Regions from separate parts of the Homo sapiens genome. Here region 1 is linked to region 2. A link is a loop called in an ENCODE intact Hi-C map of the cell type or tissue named here. Cell type or tissue: heart left ventricle. All regions are shown on one strand. Each heading gives the region's core, and the rest is flanking DNA. Links, peaks and the distances in the headings are about the cores only. Region 1 overlaps NTRK2 (neurotrophic receptor tyrosine kinase 2). Region 2 overlaps NTRK2 (neurotrophic receptor tyrosine kinase 2).

Evidence for each region. A loop is a pair of places that touch in the nucleus more often than their neighbours do. Peaks named below come from ENCODE experiments on the same cell type or tissue, not always from the same donor. Only the 100,000 strongest peaks of a DNase experiment are listed, where the experiment ranks them.
Region 1: a loop joins it to region 2, with 2.7 times the contacts of the local background. A loop is called at or near these places in 2 of 110 quality-filtered maps.

Annotation. Positions count from the first base shown.
Region 1 is chr9:84,848,480-84,858,046 of GRCh38, reverse strand. All of the region lies in intron 12 of NTRK2 (neurotrophic receptor tyrosine kinase 2), which reads right to left. Among named protein-coding and RNA genes, the nearest start is that of NTRK2, 180 kb to the right of the region's middle. RefSeq lists enhancers at 5,042-6,241, 5,718-6,264. In heart left ventricle, for the core only: no CTCF peak of the experiment used is centred there; no DNase peak of the experiment used is centred there; H3K27ac peaks cover 1,054 bases.
Region 2 is chr9:84,798,163-84,807,729 of GRCh38, reverse strand. All of the region lies in intron 12 of NTRK2 (neurotrophic receptor tyrosine kinase 2), which reads right to left. Among named protein-coding and RNA genes, the nearest start is that of NTRK2, 130 kb to the right of the region's middle. In heart left ventricle, for the core only: no CTCF peak of the experiment used is centred there; no DNase peak of the experiment used is centred there; H3K4me3 peaks cover 647 bases; H3K27ac peaks cover 184 bases.

The DNA of each region.
Region 1 (9,567 bases), core at 957-8,956, 50 kb before region 2:
GATTTGGACAACTAAGTATGTGGTTATGCTGCCCACAGAGTCCCTAAGGAACTTAGAAGGAAAACAGATTTAGGAGTCAAACCAAGAACATGGGTTTTAGCCACAAATTTCAAACAAGGTGCCTATGTGAAGAAAATGGAAGGCAACACCCTCAGTTGGCAGGATGGTCTGAAGCTCAAGACACAGGCTTCGTATCAAAATTCTAGAGCCCATAGATCAATCTGAGAATGGAAACTGGACTCTCTACCTAGGATTCGTTTCTCATTTGGGCCTGTACAATGCCCTGTCTTATAGGCACAAATGAAGGAGCACCCAGCTGAGGCCAACTTTTGACAAAATTATTCTTAAATTGATGAACTATGTCTAAGTTCTGTTTAAAATTAACTCAGTCATTATGTAGGAGAGAATACAATCTTCTTGATCATACCGCACACTTCCTCAAACACTTAAAAGACCAGATATAGAAAGGTCAGGTTGGCACCTCTTCCCTAGAAGCTGTTATTCATTCAACAGCTCTTTCTTGATGGATTTAAGCAGTCGTCTTAAAACTTTAACACTAAATTTCACAAGCAAAATTTTCCCACAAGGCCAAAAAGAAACAATTTCTCAATTTCCTGTGATGTTTCATCCATGGGGAGTAGAGTCCTGCCAAACCTTCTTTTATTTTCTGTTTAATAAGAGACACTTTATTCACTGCAAAATAAAGGGCTCCTTCAAAAGTAAATGTAGCTGTACTGAGCTTAAAGAATCCCCTCCTTTTGGAATGTAGACCAAGAAAGACTCTAAATTATGAAATTAACCAATTAAATCCATCTCATGTTGAAGAAAGCTCAACATTTTCCCTGACCGGAGAGAAGGAATGTAGGAAAAAATAGCATGTAAACACATTAACAACTCTAAGATGGAATTCAAATTAAATAAAATAAATGGCAAAAAAAAAACACTTTTTCAAATTTCTCTTAAAGGAAAGAGCTAAAACATAGGGGGTTGAAAAGGAAGATTTATGATGTAAATGAGAGAATCAGAGGAAGGAGCTGGGAACAGGCAACGTGGAAGAAACCTGACCTTCCCTGTAGGTACTGAATTGAGCAAACATTAAATATGAGGCTTAGAAAGGTTCTGATCTCAAGAGAGAACAGCTTCTGGATATTTTTAAGTTTCAGAAAAATCATTTTACTATGTTAAGAGAAAATCAGCTTTCCTCTCTTTTAACGCTGAAGAAATTAAAATTTGCCATGTTCTCAAATGTAATTTCTTTATGTTTTAAGGTAAGACTCACCACCCTCCATCCCCAAGAAAAATGACTTTACCATTGTCATGGAATATGGAATCAAACGGTAAAATATGATTTACTAATAAAAATGGACTTCACCTCCAACTTCTTAGGCCCACACCCACTCCCTAAAGGACATTTGAAAGAGGAGTCCCCGGGCTGCTTTGCTTCAGGGAGAGAATGGACCAGAGTTGAGTCCAGAGTAGACAGGCCAAGTGCTTGCCTGAGTAGCCAATGAACTGTCACATCTGAGATCTAGAATGACTGCTCATTGGAGTGAGAAAAAATGAATGCAAAAGTTCGCCTTGTTGACAGTATCATCATCTCCCTTTCCTACTGGCACATAATCGGGGTGAGTAATAGTTTGCTTCAAATTAATTCCAGTCCCTCCGGGCACAGAACAGTGTAGTTTGGGGCCAAGTTTCCACTTCAATTTGATCTTAATCTTTTACTTAAGGACATATCCTTAATAAAAGAAAGCCCCATCTCCACAGTGTAGGAAGAGAGCTTGCTTTGAGTTAAACTGGTTCTGGAAATCATGACACAAAGGGTATTGTATCCTCCTGACCAACTTTCACTTGGCTCCATCCCTTGTCCTTCATCAAACTTACAATGTGAGGTATTTCCACTGGTCTCTAAAAATGTAACACTGAGCAACTCCTATGTGACAAATATAAAGAAAAATGTGTGTATTTGGCTGAACCTCCTAACTGTTCTCTGAAATTCGTATTTCCCTTTTTCCCCACCCTGCTGGGCTAATAGCTACACGATATTTCCCAGCTTCCCTTGTGGTTAGTTGTGGCCAGATGGCTAAATTCTAGTCAATGAAGGGGAGCAGAGCAATGGGTCCCACTTCCAGGCCTTGCCTATTAAGACTTCCTCTGTGTACTCCCTTCTACCTGGCCAGAATTAAGATAACACCTAGGGCAAGCTTGGAAGTTATGGCTTGAAGATAGCACAGGGCAATTTCAAGGAACAACGAATTCTCTTGGTATTGTTATGTGGGCGTAGACAGAGTAGAATGCATCTCAGAGTCTTTCTACCAGAGGGCCAATGATGCTGAGCTATCTTTCCTTCAATTCTTATCCATAAACAAAAATATGTGTTTGAACTGTGATCCACTTTGGCACTTACTTACCATTATAGAGAGCCTATCCCTACTAACAGATGTAGACAAAAAAAAAAAAAAAAATATGCTTGAGGTTTTATTAACTGACTCCATGACTTCCCAACCTGTCAGCACAAATTTAAAATTGTGTGTCGGTGCACATTTGCATTTTCCTGGAGAGGAGATCCACAGATTTCATCAGATTTTCAAAGAGTTCTCACCCCCAAATGCTAAGAACCACTTCAATACATATAAATACCCACAGAGACGAAGACATAAACATGTATGTCCTCTGTGTTTGTATTCTATTTACTTCTGTTCTCTATCAACAGTTGAGTCTGGAAACTGAAAAGCATCCATCATCTCTCACCTAGATTTCTTCAGTAGCCTTCTAACTTAGCTCACTGCTTCATTCTTTCCTCCCCCAATCTGTTTCCCATGAGCTGCCAGAGTAACCATTTTCAAGTATAAATCAGATTATTGCATTCACCTGCTTAACATCCTCCAACGGTTTCTCCTTGCATTTAGTATAAACTTCTGATCCTTACTACAGAGTCTCTCATGACAAGGCCAACCTACTCGGTCTTCCCCCTCCCTGCCTCATTCCCCATGAAACAGCCCAGTGTTCTCTTTCCTATTCCTGCTCACTTTGCATTTTTTCATGCCTCTTCCCAGAATCTTCTTCTCAAGCTTTTTTTTTTTTTTTTTTTTTTTTTTTTGAGACGGAGTCTCGCTCTGTTGGCCAGGCTGGAGTGCAGTGGTGCAATCTCAGCCCACTGTAATTTCTGCCTCCTGGGTTTAAGCAATTCTCCTGCCTCAGCCTCTAGAGTAGCTGGGATTACAGGCACATGCCATCATGCCCGGCTAATTTTTGTATTTTTAGTAGAGATGGGGTTTCACCATGTTGGCCAGGCTGGTCTTGAACTCCTGACCTCAAGTGATCCGCCAGCCTCGGCCTCTTAAAGTGCTGGGATTACAGTCGTGAGCCACCGCGCCCGGCCCTCAGGCTCTTTTTTTATAACTACTTCTTGTTTTTCAGGTTTCAGGTCAAATATCACACTATCAGAGGGACCCCAACTTCACACTTCAATCAGAATTTCTCTGAACCCCTTTCCACTCTCTATCATCTCATTCTTTTCAATAGGTACCCATATGTGACCTTTTTTATTGATTTGTTGTTTATTATCTGCATCCTTTTCTAGAATTTGAGCCTCAAGAAGCCAGCGACTTAGACCAGCTCCCCTAGAAACAGACCCTGACTAAGGATTCAAGCAAAAGTAGTTTACTAAGAAGAGATCCCAGGAAGCACAAAAGGAGTAGTCAAGAAGTGAAACAAAAAGAGGTAGGAAGTCTGTAATGGATACATTATCCAGTGGGTTACACTGTGGACAACTGGAGTTCAAATGCCTGGGGAACTTGGAGTGATGGAGTAGAATGAACCTTAGAGTTATCCCATCCCAAAGCTGAGGAAGCTGGGTCATTTACCCTCCAACTCCCACCTGTCATTGACTGAAGGCTTCCAGCTAAGAGAAGCTCCTTTTTTTGTTTGTTTCTTTTTTTTTTCTTTTTTCTTTTCTTTTCTTTTTTTTTTTTTGAGACAGAGTCTCACTCTGTTGCCCAGGCTGGAGTGCAGTGGTGCGATCTCAGCTCACTGCAACCTCTGCCTCCAGCAATTCTCCTGCCTCAGCCTCCCCAGTAGCTAGGACTACAGGCATGTGCCACCACACCTGGCTAATTTTTGTATTTTTAGTAGAGACGAGGTTTTACCGTGTTAGCCAGGATGGTCTTGATCTCCTGACCTCATGATCCACCCACCTTGGCCTCCCAAAGTGCTGGAATTATAGGCATGAGCCACCACCCCCAGACCAGAGAAGGTCCTTATGCAGAGTCATGAGTGGTTGCAGCAAGACTCTGCAGTCAAGTGCTGGGGTGGTGAGAGCTGAGAGGACACGGGCAGGGGGTGACGCCAACAGCATTTGCTACAGGGATCTTGTCTGTGTAATTTACCACTATCTCCAATGCTTTGCATAAACACTCAATAAACACTTGTGGAATGGATGAGAACAACAATTTTGAAAAAGCGTAACAATATTAAATATAGCAAATGTAATGAAAATGCCAATATGCAAATTATACATACAACATAAAAACCATTATGTATTTTGCAAATATATTTGCTACTCTCCTGATTTGTGGCTCTCCAATGGAACATGACTGAAGACAGTATTTAAAGCTGAGCAATTCTTAGAATCCAGCACTCCAGGCAGTAGTGTGGAATAAAGAGCTGGACTAGAATGTCAGAAGATGTGGGCCCTCTCTAGACACTGCCAGAAGTGAACGGCATGACCTTGAGTGAGCCACTTCCCCCTTCATGGACTCTGTTTCCTACTCCATAAAAGAAAATTTGAGAAATGGCATCTGAGGCCTATTCAAGTTCTCAAAGTCTATAGGACTAAACATTAGGCATATATGACTGAGAAGATTGACACATGGCCTTATATAGCTTTCCTGAGCCTGGGTATTTTGGGAATGTGAGATCATGTGCAATATAAGGAAAAGCACTCAGTCAACCGGCCTAGATTTTCTCCTGCTAAATAATACTCAGAGGCTTTGGGGCCACTATATCCTCATCTTAAGAGAAAAGGCCAGTGCTCTGCAAAAGCAATTAAAAAAAAAAAACAGTATTTATTGAATGCTTGCTATATGCCAGGAAACTTACTAGAGGTCAGATATTGCTTTAATTTGAAAATTAATCAGCTTCTGTTGCAGCATTTTAAAAATAAAAGCCTTACATCCCATAAAGTTCAGAAGCCTCAAGTGGGAATAGATGAAATTAGACTTGCCTGGAACATAGCAAGCTGTCTTGATCACATATTTCAAACATTTAGTTTTGAGAAGAAACTTGCCAACTATTTCTCTCTTTTGTTTTGTACATGTGGACTATTTCAAAAGCAGTTTAGTGAGTCTACATTTTATTCATTCCCAATTAAACTACATACAACACTGAGTTTTTTACATCTCTTGTAGATTCCAGAAAGATTTTTTCTTTAACAGAGGTGGTCACAATCTTCACTGGGTAGGTGAAAAATGGAACCTGCAACTCCTAATAATTAGTTTCCATGATTGGAACTTTGAGAAAGGCAGGGGCAACCTCTGCTTAATAATAAGAGTTGACAGACGTGAGAAAGTCATATCAAAGATTTGCCTTTCTACAGTACCACCCCAGTGAGAGCTCAAAATGCTTTATAAACATTTTCTCAGCTGTCGAAGCTCCCTGCAGGGAAGGCAGGTGATGTCTGGTTGCACACACACACAATTTCCCTGTTAACACTGTCTTAATGTTGGATGAATGACTCCCTGAGACATGTCCCAAATTCCCTTCTCTCTGCAAAGCCATGCTGGTTAGCACTCAGGGCAAGTCTTTGCGGAGGAAGCTGGCTGATTCTCAGGGAATCATCTTAGAAGCGATGTTAGTGGCCCTGCAGGAGACTAACAAGTCCGCAGAGTCTGGCAAACACTTGATGTCAAATTCCCAGGAGCTTTTGTTTCCAAGGAAAACCTAAACAATGACTCACGTCTTGGCTGACTTGCCCAGACCTGTCCATTATGCCCAGTCACCAAGTGAGCCCAGCGTGAAGGAAGGCCGTGCTCTCCATTCTTTCTTGCATAAGCTTTGTTACCACATTAAATGTGTTTAGAAACGCCTTTGCAATTTCTGCTACGTATTTATAGTTATATTCATATTTATACTTACATTATTTATATTCACATATATAAAACATGCAAATTCTTTTTTTAGTCCTTCTAGACCAACATTTGTTGTAGCTCATGCAAAGCACCGCACAGGAAACTTTTTGCCATTGTATTATGGAATTTTGAAGGGAGGAAGAAAATGGTAAGGTTTTTAGCTCCATTCTCATTACAGGATATTTTCCATTTTAAGTGGTACCTGAATTCTTCCCACCAATCTGGGAACCATGGTGACCTGTTTCATGTCACCTTTCAGCACCTTTGTCTTTCTTTTTAGTGACCCATTGTCTCCCTTCCCATCCCATAACCACATTCGAATCCAGCCAAAGTCAGGAAATGTGTGAGGCCAACACAATAGCCAAAATGTTTATTTAATTGTATTACTGTGTACTCTTCTGTTAGGAAGTTCCCATAATGGAATAGAACATAACAGGATTATACACACTTATAAAGCTGGGTGCTGAATAAAAATAATTGGATAAAATGACCATAAATAGGACAAAATGAAAACCCATTATTTAAAATGCAATGCTGGTCAAACGAATTAACTATGGGCCATCATGCACACTGTCAGTGGAAGGAAACTAAACCCATCAGATGAGACTGCATTTCTTTCCTTGATGTTTTCCCACTAAATGCCCAATGTGCTCTTTAGGGTCCACTGATTTTCTGGAAACTAATCAAAATTGATTGCCTAGGTCAGTGGTTCTCAAACGGGGGCGATTTTTGCCTCCCAGGGGAAATTTGGCCAGGGGGATATTTTGGGGCTGTCACAATGGTGGGGTGGGTGGAGAGTGTGTGCTAGGAGCATCTAACAGGCAGAGGTCAGGGACAATGCATAGGACAGTCTCCACAACAATGAATTCAAGGCCCCAAATGTCAACAGTACTGAGATTGCGAAACCCTGACCTAGGTATTGACCAACAAGGGTAGAATTTATGCTAAAACCTTTTATCCCTGCTAAAAAGAAATCCTAGCCTGCCTATGCTCATGGTCACTACAGCAGTTTGGTCTTCTCCCACATTATTTTAATGTTCTCCTCCCTAGTGACCTGGCTGCCAGCCCCTTTCTCTCCCAGTTTATCTTAGAAACAGCTCTGACAGCGTCATTTCTTTCTACTGCTCCCAACACCAAAAGGGCGTTTCTGCCTCAGAACAGAGGGGTAATGCAGTACAAAGGAACAGAAACAGAGTTTGCACTACCTTGGGTGTTGAGTCTTAGATTCGTTATTTCCTGACATAACCTCCATAATTACTTAGTCTGTCTCTGAGTTCCTCTCTATTGGGTGGGGCAATAATTACTGTCCTGACCACCTGATTGGACCGTCTTGAGGTCATGTGAGCTTTGGTGAACATAATGGTTTATGTAAATATAGGGGTAAGGGAATAATAAGGTCCAAACTCTTCAATAACATTCAAAATCTTTACCTGGCCCCATGACCTGGCTCCAGCTTTATCACCTTAATTTCACCTTAAGATTCCAGTTAAACTATTAGTTTGCATACCTTTAATAAAGATGCCTCAAATTTTCCTATTAATTCATTCGAAAACTATTCATTGATCACCTGATGGATGCAAGACAGTGTGATAAATGCTGGGGATGTAATGAGAGTAGAATAAAATAATCACATTCTCTGCCTATAGGCAGCTTTCAGATTTGGTGTCTTTGCGTTTGATGTTTTGTTTTTGTTTTTTTGTTTTTTTTTTCCCCACCAGACATGTAACCCCCATGCTTTGTCTTTGACCATTAAACTCATTTATTCAACAAAATTCACATTAAAAGTTACTCTTATCATGAAGCATTTATTTATTCCCCAAATCAGAAATACCTCCATTGACATTTGGGCTTTTTGTCTCTTATGATAAACACCACATTCTGCACTGCATTCATTATTTATGTAATCTTATTTCTCCTATTAGATTTTAAGCACTCTGTGTGGGAAAAAGAAAAGTGTCTTATTCAACTCCGTACTCTCTTCCGCAAGCTTCATAAGATACAACAGCATCAAGCAGGGCACTTCCCACATGGTAGGTACTCAATAGATGTCTCAATTTCTAATTGAAAGGTTTTATAAATAGGACATAAAATGCCCACAAAATAGTAGAGACTGAATTGTAAAGCTCAGAGATAGACAACCGTAGGAACATTCATTAGTCGTGTCTCCCATTCTCTGTATTTCCAAGGCACCCTGTTCTTTCTCTGTCATAGTTCCATCCCACTCTGAATTTTTAGCTATCTACTTACTTGTAACCTCCTCCTAAACTGTAAGTTCTTTAAAAGCAATACATATTTCTGTCTTGTCTCCCCACTGTATTTCTAGCATTGAGTACAGTGCCTGGTTCATTGTAGATACTAAAGAGCTGAATGAATAAATGAATAAATCTTGGATGGATTGCAACTTTTCACCATTGCATTCTTCAATTGAGAACCAAATTTGGTATAGCACGGATCCATGATTACGTTAGATGTTGCTCTTCTTGCCTCTCCTTCCTTGCCCAGAAGATAATTGGACTCCCCCACCCACCGATCCATGGTGCTTGCTTTTGCCAATGAAAAAGTAAGCAGAAATGACCCAGCACTTCTAGGCAGAAAATTGAATAGTCAGTCCTGGGTTTTTCGCTTCCTCTTCATCCTGCCACAGTGAACTATGAAGCCTGGTGTTTAGAAGGCAGCATCATGAGGTTCTGGGTTCCTGAGAGACTGAAATGAATAGAGTCCCCCCTGCCAAACTGTGTTGTATGTGCAGCAGGAGGAGAAATCATCTTTTCTGTTTTAAGGGTTATCTTTTTCTGTAATAGTGAAGTTCCAAGTGAATCTTATTGCAAAGCAGCCTCATCTATAAAAATATAGGCCTTTTATCTTATAAAAAGACTCCAATATGTATGCCTAAGAAAGTACATATGTAGTCTCTAAAGCATATGTAGGTGTGTATGTCAATATGTAATATATAAATGTTTACAACAAAGGGAAGCAAGAAGTTTATAAAAAGTCACTCTAACTCATATTGACAAGCCATCTCCTTAGAAGGCCACACCTTTATTCCAAAGATGATGTCTCATATTTTTGCCATATTTTCAAAGCTCCCCTTGGGGAATTATCTTTGAATTAATGTACTAGAGTTTACCAATTATGCAAATCTTTATTATTGGAGAGAAAATTTGATTTTTTTCGTGCTCAAAGATCATTTGGCGCCGGGTATGTTGGAATACATGAGTGATTAAGCTGGGCCACATCACCATAATTCAAAACGTCAGAGGGTCTGATTCTATAGTCTCAGACTTCCGGCTTTCTTGTGGATCTCATAAGTTTTCATTAAAGGCACTACTGAAAGATGAGTTCCATAAAGGTCTCTTGCCTGATGATTGTCAAATTTTTTCATAGTTCTAGAATCGTAACTAAATGTCAGTCTCCAGGAATCTTCTTGGTCCCTAAATTC
Region 2 (9,567 bases), core at 868-8,867:
CACAAAATGATACAAAACAATAGAAGATTATTTTCTCCTTGTGAGGGGGAAAGTTTTTAGACCACAACAAATGGCTGAACATCTTGTGGGTTTAGCAGCCAAACGAGCTGTCTAGCTTATGAGCCTGAAATATAGATATTTTGACAATGTGACATTCTGAAGCATTTGTAGCATTCCGATGGTGCATGGTAGTTACCGTGAGACCAGCTCCTTTATCAAAAACAACTTTAGAGAAACTTTGCCACCATTGCACGCACTAGCTGAGCTATATAGGAACAAGGATAAAGCAGGTGCTATCTGAGAAATGGGATGTAAAGTTGAAAACAGAGAAGGAAGAAACTGGATGTGGCCTGAAACTCAACCTCTGCTATTTGCTGATTTAGGATCTACTCATTGACCTTTTCAAAGGGAAAGACTGGGAAGGGAAGGGAGTTGAAGGTCAGCGAAGTGCTCTGCTTTTTTATCATTGGCTCACAACCCATTTAAATTTATTTACATTCAAGCATGCACACATTTTCCTCCTATTACTCAGAAGCAATCAGCCATAAAATGGCAAGGATCTGCAGTACATTTAAATTAACAGCAATTTATCTGGAGCAAAAAGGAAAACTGCTGAGCCCAAAGGAAGTGAAGGGAACGGAAGAAAGATGCAGCTGCTATCTAAAAAAGCAAATCTTATCACATTTGTCATTGGGAGAGTTCAAGCAGAAAACTGCCAACTTGAGCATCTGCGTGGCATGGTGCCATTGGAGATGATCTGGTGGATGGGGCACCAAGGTAGCAGCTCACCTTCATTGGAAAGCAAAACAAATGCCTTTTAAGTCTTCTGGAAAATGTTTACTAGGTAAAATGAAATAATAAACTCCTATGTTCTCATAACATCGTGTGTCTAGAATACAGTGGGTTCAAAAACTTTCCATCACAAAGTGAGATGTGAGCAAGGTACAGTTGTGCTTTGTTCAGCATCTGGGCTTAAACACCTATTGTCTTAATTTGATATTTGTGGAGCACTTTATATCTGTTGGTTGCTGCACCAACTATCCCTTGCTGTTGTCGCTTTTTCTATTTTATAGATAACTGGCTCAACTCACATGGTGAATATGAATTGTCCAAGGTCACCCAAGAATGAATGAGAGAGCTGAAATCTAAACTCAGAGCCTCGGAATTGTCAGTCCCTCTTTGGCAAAGGTATCATCTGCACCTGTAGCAGAAATCTCCCCATATATAAATTTAGGTCCTGGTCTTGGTCCTGGTCCTTTCTTCTCTGTGCTCAATCCAGAAGTTGCTTAAACATCCCTAAAACACCCCTTTTGCTTCCCAAGGATTTACTTTGTCCACATATTATCCCTTCTCCTGGATCTCCTCCCACCAAATGAGCTCTCCTTTGAGACGCTCAGACTATTCTTCAAGATCCAGTGCAAAAGCCTTCTCCTGCAAGTACCTACTTCACCCTCCTCTAAACTTCTGAAGCATTCACTTCCACTCATGGACCTTCTTTTGTACCTTTTAAAACTTGTGTTTATTTTATTTTGATTTCCCTCCATCTCAGACTTCATCCCACAGGAGGACAGAGGGAGCACATCTATACATTTTCTATGCTCAACATGGCCTCACACAAATACCAAGAGCTGAAGGCATTTTTGGTTTCACAATAGTAAGGTCTAAATGTTGAGTTTTATTTGTCTTAGTCTGTTTTCTGTTGCTTATAACAGAATATCTGAAACTGGGTAATTTATAAAGAAAAGGAATTTATTTCTTACAGTTATGGAGGCTGACAAGTCCAAGGTCAAGGGGCTGTATCTTGTGAGGGCCTTCTTGCTGGTGGGAAATCTTTGCAGAGTTCAAAGGCAGTACAGGGCATGACATGCCCAGGAGGCTGAGTGTGCTAGTACAGCTGTCTCTTACTCTTTGTATAAAGCCACCAGTCCCACTCCTGTGACAATCCATTAATCCACTGAGCCATGAATGAACCCATCTATTCATGAGGGCAGAGGCCTCATGACCCAATTATTTCTTAAAGGCCTCAACTCTCTATACTGCCACATTGGGGGTTAAGTTTCAACATGAGTTTCAGAGGGGACAAACATTCAAACCATAGCAAACTTCAGTGTACTCAACAACCCAACTGAATTGAAGGAGAATGAAGGATGCAACACAATGCAGGATCTACTGCTTCTCATTGGCAACTGGGTGAGTCCAGGCATTCCAAAGCTTCCAGTACGAAATCACATTTTTCTCAGAAGTATAGTGAAGGCTGCAGAGTTAGACACGTGGACACACAGTGAGTACTTCCTGGAGCATTTTAATCTACTGGGGAAAAGGTGCTAGACTTGGTTTATTCTAATTCTCACTTTGATCAAAATTACAGTAGTGTATGCGGGACAAAGGGAAAAAAACGTGGTCCATTTATTAGCTGGAGGTGAAAAACTAAAATTACTGAGATGGTCAGGAAGGCTTTTAAAGGAAAAGCTCTGGTCTGATGTTGCAAAATGAAGTTTCATTATGAGCTGAAAATGAAAGTAGAAAGCACACTTGGCAAAGCTGGAATTTGTAAGGAAAGCCAAAGTTATTGCACAGTTAAAACTCAACAATTCTAAGGGGAATGTGCTCTAATCAGCAGGCTCTGATGACAAGTGTCCGAGGACTCAACAACTACCATTTCAGAGACTTCACAGAGGATGGGGAATGCATCCAAAGACTGATACCATTGCCCCATCCACAGAATCACCTAAAATTGCTTTAAGTGGAGTAGAGAAAAAGAAAGAAGAATTTGTGGTTTGAGAGGTACTCAGATGCTCAAAAGGCTTTACTACTACCACATGGAGACACCCAAATTAATCTATTGTTCTCCTGGGGTGTGTCTAGCCTTTCTGTCTTGCTTCAATAAACATATATTGAAAAATCTATAGGGTCGATATCTGTAGAGTGAAATGACATTTTCTTAAAGATGTCATTCCACAATTCTAAGTCTAGAGGGGCTTATCAGTGATTCAAATAGTCAGTACAGATAAGCAATATATGTCATCACAGAAGAGTATGCAGTTGCTGCTGCCACCATAGATCTTGTGCCTCAATTTATTTTCGTCAAAATACTCTAGCCAGTTCTTTATAGTATATGAAGCCAGAGTGCTGAAACTTACAGAGTCCAAACAAGAGGTTAATGATATAAATCCATTACCCAATTCAACCTATAACTATATAAAATCTGCAAGAACCTCAGATATACACAATGTGAGTTGCTTGGCTCTGCCCAATTTTGGCTGAAACTGTAGGCCATTGACCAAAGTGGATCTGGGAATCAATTTGTACAAAGTAAATAATGTACAACAAAACACATAAAAGAAGTACACATAGGTCAGCCAGTGCCTGTGTGAGGATGACGATAATGATTGTGGGGGAGATGAAAATCAAGAGATAGAAAGAGGAAGAGGAGGAGGAGAAATTTTTTTTTAAAGTGGTTGGTATTGATGCGCCTCAGACCCCTCAAGCATGTTCAGAGACTGAACACAATTATTGAAGAGTAAAAATAGAGATAATAAGCCTCCAAAACAGGAAGATAAATCCAGGTCCAAGTTTAAGCTGACCCTAGAAGAAAGAGTGTAGGTGAAAATAAAATTTGTCATGAAGCAACACTTTTTCATCAGGCATCCCAAGCAATACTTCAGAAATAGAGTTTGGAGCTCTTTAACATTTAGGATTCGTGTTAAGATAGCAACAATCAGGGGGGCTTATGTGTGGCCGATGTCTCTGCCTATTGCTGCAAGTCCCAAAAGTCAAATCCACCAGCAGTACCAATTAAGCTAGAAGAGGGTCAAACAAATTACCCTCACTTGAATACAGGTACCTGATAAATCCCATCTCCATTTAAATTAGCTAAGAGCAAAAGATAATGAAACCTCAGCTAAGCAGCAAGTATTCCGGAATGCGAAACATACATATGTGGGGCTAATAATCCCCATGAACTGACTACAAAAAACATGAATTACCCAACTCTGCCTGAGAGTGGGATAAAATGCAAGGCCTGGGTTCCGTTTGGCCAGGGACTTCTTGGAAGGTAGGCCAACATCCTATGATCTGGAGCCCACAAGGTGAAACTGCTGAAGTCCTCATTCAGAGGACTGAACTGTGGCTTTTCAAGGAACCTAGTTCAAGTGGTCATCCCCAGACCCACGGAGGGTATCCCTCTCCCCATGTGCTGCTGCCTTATTGCCTCCTCCTCACTGCCCACCCCCACAAGTGAGGACATTAACAGCCCACTGCTCCAGCTCCTGCTCCCAGACCAAGGTAGGGCCGCATATCTGCTTCTGACGCTGCTGCAGGCAGATGTGTGACCCCTGATGGGGAGGGTGGCCACAGAGCAGGGAGCTTCCAGGCTTCAAAGACACTTCTCTGGCTTCAGCTTTTTACCAAAGAAATGGATGTGCCCAAACTTGAAAACAGAGGAGGATTATGAGGAAGAAAGAAGGTTCTTTACCCAGACATCCCCTTTTTCTCTAGTGCCTGTTCCCAGGAGCAACCATTAGTAGAACTTCCATCATCTCAGACATTACCTAGCTACAGTGAGAATTAAAATGTGCCTCTCCTCCACAGCAGGGTGGGCACAGACTCATTTGGCACTCTGTTGGTATCTGGGGAAGCTTAGGTTGAAATGGTGATCATCCTGCCCTTTGTCAGTCCACCTGGGGCATTAATTGACATTTCTCTGTAAGAGAAATTGAAAGTCATAGATCAGATCCTGGGAGGCATACCCAACTTAAACCCCAGTGATCGTGTCTTATCCCAGCAAGGTTTATAAGGGCAGATCCCTGAATTGTTCATCAGTCTTCAAGAGAACCCACTCATTCACGTCACGAGCACAGAATCCACGCTCCTAAAGCTTTTCCACATCTGGTGGCACCCTCAGGATACTGTCAACGGCAGATCACTATGCACACTCCTTAAGCTTAGCAGGTGACCCATTTCAAAAAGCCCCATTAAAACAGAGAGCTTACTCTATCTGAAAGCAGATTCTCAATAGGAAACTTGAAAAGTGCAAAGCCAATCCCAGGGTCACAGCCTTATATATGTTCCGACTGAGGCAGCCAACAGAACCCCTCACTTGAGTTAAATTAACCCACAGTTCTAGAAGCCTCTGCTGTCAGGGACATTTTTATTTGCTCAAAGAGCTCATTTTGGAATAAGCCCATGCTGCTAAGTCATCCCACCTCACTGTCTTTCCTAATGCTCAACAATGTCTTACAGCAGCGGGGCGTGTGCCAACCTCAGTGGTTTTACACAGCAACACCTCTTTCTGAAGGATTCTCTCTTCTCCTCGACTCCTTCATGTTGGAGCGCAGGAAGTCCCTTCATAATTCTTTGGTTCAAGTGGAATTTATATATGAGGAAAACCCTGGATTGTAAAGGGCATAAATTTCTATATACACACACCAGATTTCGCAGTTTATTTTTCTTTTTAAAGTATGGAGGGCCAGCTAAGGCATTCCAAATATAACAGCTTGGTTAGAAATTATGGTGACCATGCTAAAAATCAACCAGACCTAAGACACTGGAAAAAAAATGCATTTTAGATTTTTTAAAATAAAAATTTAATGTACCCAAAACATCTGACATTATTTTAAGAGATGTTTTCCAAAACTTACAGGAAGTTGTTGGCTAAGTCAAAGTGATTAAAAGGAAAAGGCGATCTACTTCATAACCTGATGCAAATTCTTAGCTTAAAAAAGGAATCATCATCTCCTTAAAGAACAAGAGGCCTTGAAAAACATGTGATGGACAAATGCATTTCCTTCTGCGAAAGCAGTAAAAAATTTAAAATGTCATATAGATGAAAAGACACAGTGTAATTACATGGGTATAGCAGGAATGACTGGATTATATATTAATTTTCCTTTCATTCATCACAATTATGGCCATTTACCATCCATCATTTAACTGTCCAAGATCCCAGAACTAAACAGAAGCTCTTTAATTGATGATGGGATTATGTCCTAATAAACCCATCATGAGCTGAAAATATAGTACGTTGAAAATGTATTTAATACACCTAGCCTACCAAACATCATAGCATAGCCTGGCCTGCCTTAAAACTGCTCAGACACTTATATTTGCCTACAACCGGGCAAAATCACCCGGCAACACAAAACCTTGTAGGGTCTCAGTTGTTTACCCTCTGAATCCTGTGGCTGACTGAGAGATGTGGCTTGCTGCCCCTGCTCAGCGTCACAGGAGAATACCGAACCACTTTCTACTGAATGCTCATCACCACTGCATGATCATAAAGTTAAAAAATTCTAAGTTGAACCATCCTAAGTCAGGGACTGTCTGTACTAACTAGTACCACTGGAATTTGAATTTTAAAAAGTACAGTCATTCCACGCATTTCGTGCTAAAGGATTCATTTCTACAGTGATGCCTGAAAGAAACCCACCTGCCGCTGGTTAGGCAGCAAGAAGCAGTCTACAACCAGAAACACCCGTTTGGATCCTATCCCTTTCCCTCCTGAGCTATGTGATGCTGGCCAAGTGAGGGGACCTCTCTGAACCTCAGTTATCCAACTTTACAATAGAGATGAAAAAAAATCTAACAGGTTCTGATAACCAGAACTAATGTGAGTACCTTAGTGCCTTCCAGCTTTCCATTCGCAGGCACGAGCAGTGAACACCAACCCTGCCTGCAGTAGCTCAGCAGCCACTGCAAATGATCACATCAATTGCATTGTAAATCATGGGCCAAAACACATTCTTTGTCATGAGTTATGAAGCAAAAAGTCATGGAAAGGAACTTTGCTCAAAAATTCCAATTCCCCATGGAAAAGGGTGGCCCAAACTGAAAGAGTGGCCCCAAAATTCCAATTTCCTCCTGGAAAAGGGTGGCCCAAACTGAAAGAAGTCTTTAGGTTCCTGGAGGAAGGCCCCAGAACCCCAGCTTGAGAGACCTACAGGGTGGGCTCGTGCCCTCTTGACCCCTCTCGGGAGGTAAGATGTCCTTCCAGCCAAATGGTGGGTCCTGGCTGCTGATATCACTCTGTGTCTGAATGCTGGCAAATGCCAGTGATTTCACACCCATGGTAGAAAGGGTCTGAGAACTGTTCCATGGCTTTAGTTCCAATTCTGGGACCACAAGGAAATGTTTTGCAAAAGGGGTTTGCCTCTATCCTTTATTGTGGAATTGACTCTGCATTCCTCGACTGAGGAATATACACATAGGTGGTAATTATAAAACTACATCTTGGCCAGGCACGGTGGCCCACATCTGTAATCCCAGCACTTTGGGAGGCCGAGGCAGGCAGATCACCTGAGGTCAGGAGTTCAAGACCAGCCTGGCCAACATGGTAAAACCCCATCTCTACAAAAATACAAAATTAGCTGGTGTGATGGCAGGTGCCTGTAATCCCAGCTACTCCGGAGACTGAGGCCGGAAGAATCACTTGAACCCAGGAGGCACAGGTTGCAGTGGGCCTAAATCATGCCATTGCACTCCAGCCTGGGCGACAGAGCGAGACTCCATCTCAAAAAAAAAAAGAAAGAAACTATATCTTGATAGAGCTTCGGCTTCCAGTTGTTCTAGACAACAGAACTAGCTGTCCAAAGGCGAGAGGAGTGCCTCCAGGAACACATCCTCTCTATCCAGGCTTGCTTCTGAGACAGTGCCTGTTTCCATCTTCCGGCAGCAGCTAAATGAACCAAACCCTAACTAAATTTAACTGGCTAATTGCACCTAAATTACAGTCACAAAGCCCCTTCAGAAGATTCAGTCAATTTCTTGAGGGAGAAAGTAAATGTTTTACTATATAATTATAAACTTAATTAACATAAAATAAATTAATTAGGGACTTGCGTTGGTAATGAATATCATGGTTTAGATGTTTATTGCTGTATTTTCCAGGGGAAGCTAAACCTTGAAAAGTGGGCTAACTTGTTCTTTAAGCCTAATTTCATCTCACCTCTCCCACCCCCAACTGAACTGTTAGATTTCTTGTTTATATTCAGTAGAATGGCACGGAATACCAATTCTTCTATGCCAGAGATCATTCTCATAGCAAGGAACTATAGTGAAAATGCCCTCCCATGCTGAACATCAAAAATTCCACAGAATTCAAATGAAAATAATTTATGTCCTAATCTCTAGGAAAAAAAAAAAATCCCCATCCTAAACCCGTATAGCTACAATAGTTCCTAGCTGGCAGTTCACTAAAATAACAGATGATTATCTAAAGTAATAATTTCCACTTCCCAGAATATAATGACAAAAACTCACCTAGAGCTGAAATAACCATCTGCCACAGATTGTTCCACATCGGTTGTTTGCTTGTTTGTTTTTTAATTCTCAGAAAGAATTCAAAAATGGCATTGGCAAAGAAAGATGATTTCAGAAAAATGACCCAGTTTCCAACCTGCATTGCCACTATCATCCTAATTTTTTTTTTATCTGACTTAGGAGAACAGCAGGCTGAGAAAAGGAGCCTTGAAGCATGATCTTGAAGGCACAGAGTAGATCTTTGGTGAATGAAAGTCTTGTTCTAATTTTCAAGTGTCATAATTTCTAGGAATGCCAACCTGCATCTCTCATACCTGTTTTTCCCCTTGATTGATGTGAAGATGGAGAACAGCCACTGTGCTAAAGCCTGACCCACTGAGAGGCAGAAAGAAGAGTGGTTGAAAGAATGGGCCCTGAAGGTGGAATACCCAAATGACTGTGTGACCTTGGGCAAGTTGCCTCAGTTTTCTTGCCTATAAAATGGAGCTAATGATAATAGTTAATTTGGGGCTGATGTGCAGATTAAATAAGCATATATATATATATATATATATATATATAGCACTTAGAAGTGTCTGGCATATAGCAGGTGTTCAGTAAATATCAGCTGTTTCCATTATCTGCAGACCTAGGTCTCAGCTTTTGTCCTTGAAGTGGCAAATGCTTTATGTTCACAAAGAGTTGCAAATGAATGAAACAGATCTACTTTGTTAGGACACACTGGTCAACATACGCACCAAACGGAAAAGACAATTCAGGTTGAGATTGTAAATAAAAATAATCATCTGTGTCAGATAAGAAATAGGCTGTCTTATCACTGTATCCGGGAACTTTTGTGAAGAAAGGAAATTTGGAGACCCTATAGCCCATTTTCTTCAGTCAATATCACCCTTTCACTTAGGACATAAGGAAGGTAAGTTTCTGAGAGGTTAAGTAACTTGCTCCAGGGCACAGGGCCAGCCAAGGGCAGACTCAGGGCCCCTGTCATTGTGTCAGCAGCAGACTCAGTGCTAGAATGAAATACAATATGGTGAGACCATCTTTCATGACAGGCTAAAGCTGAAGACAGAAACAGAACCCATTGTTTTGATATGAAAATTAATACCCCTCCTATGGTCTGAATGTGTGTGTCCTCCTAAAATTCATATGCTGAAACCTAATTCCCAGTGTGATGATATTAACAGGTGGGGCATTTGGGAGGTATAATAACTAGGTCATGAGGGTGGAGCCCTCATGAATGAAATTAATGTCCTCACAAAAGAGGCCCAAGGGAGCTCATGCGCTCCTTCCACCAGATGAAGACACAATGAG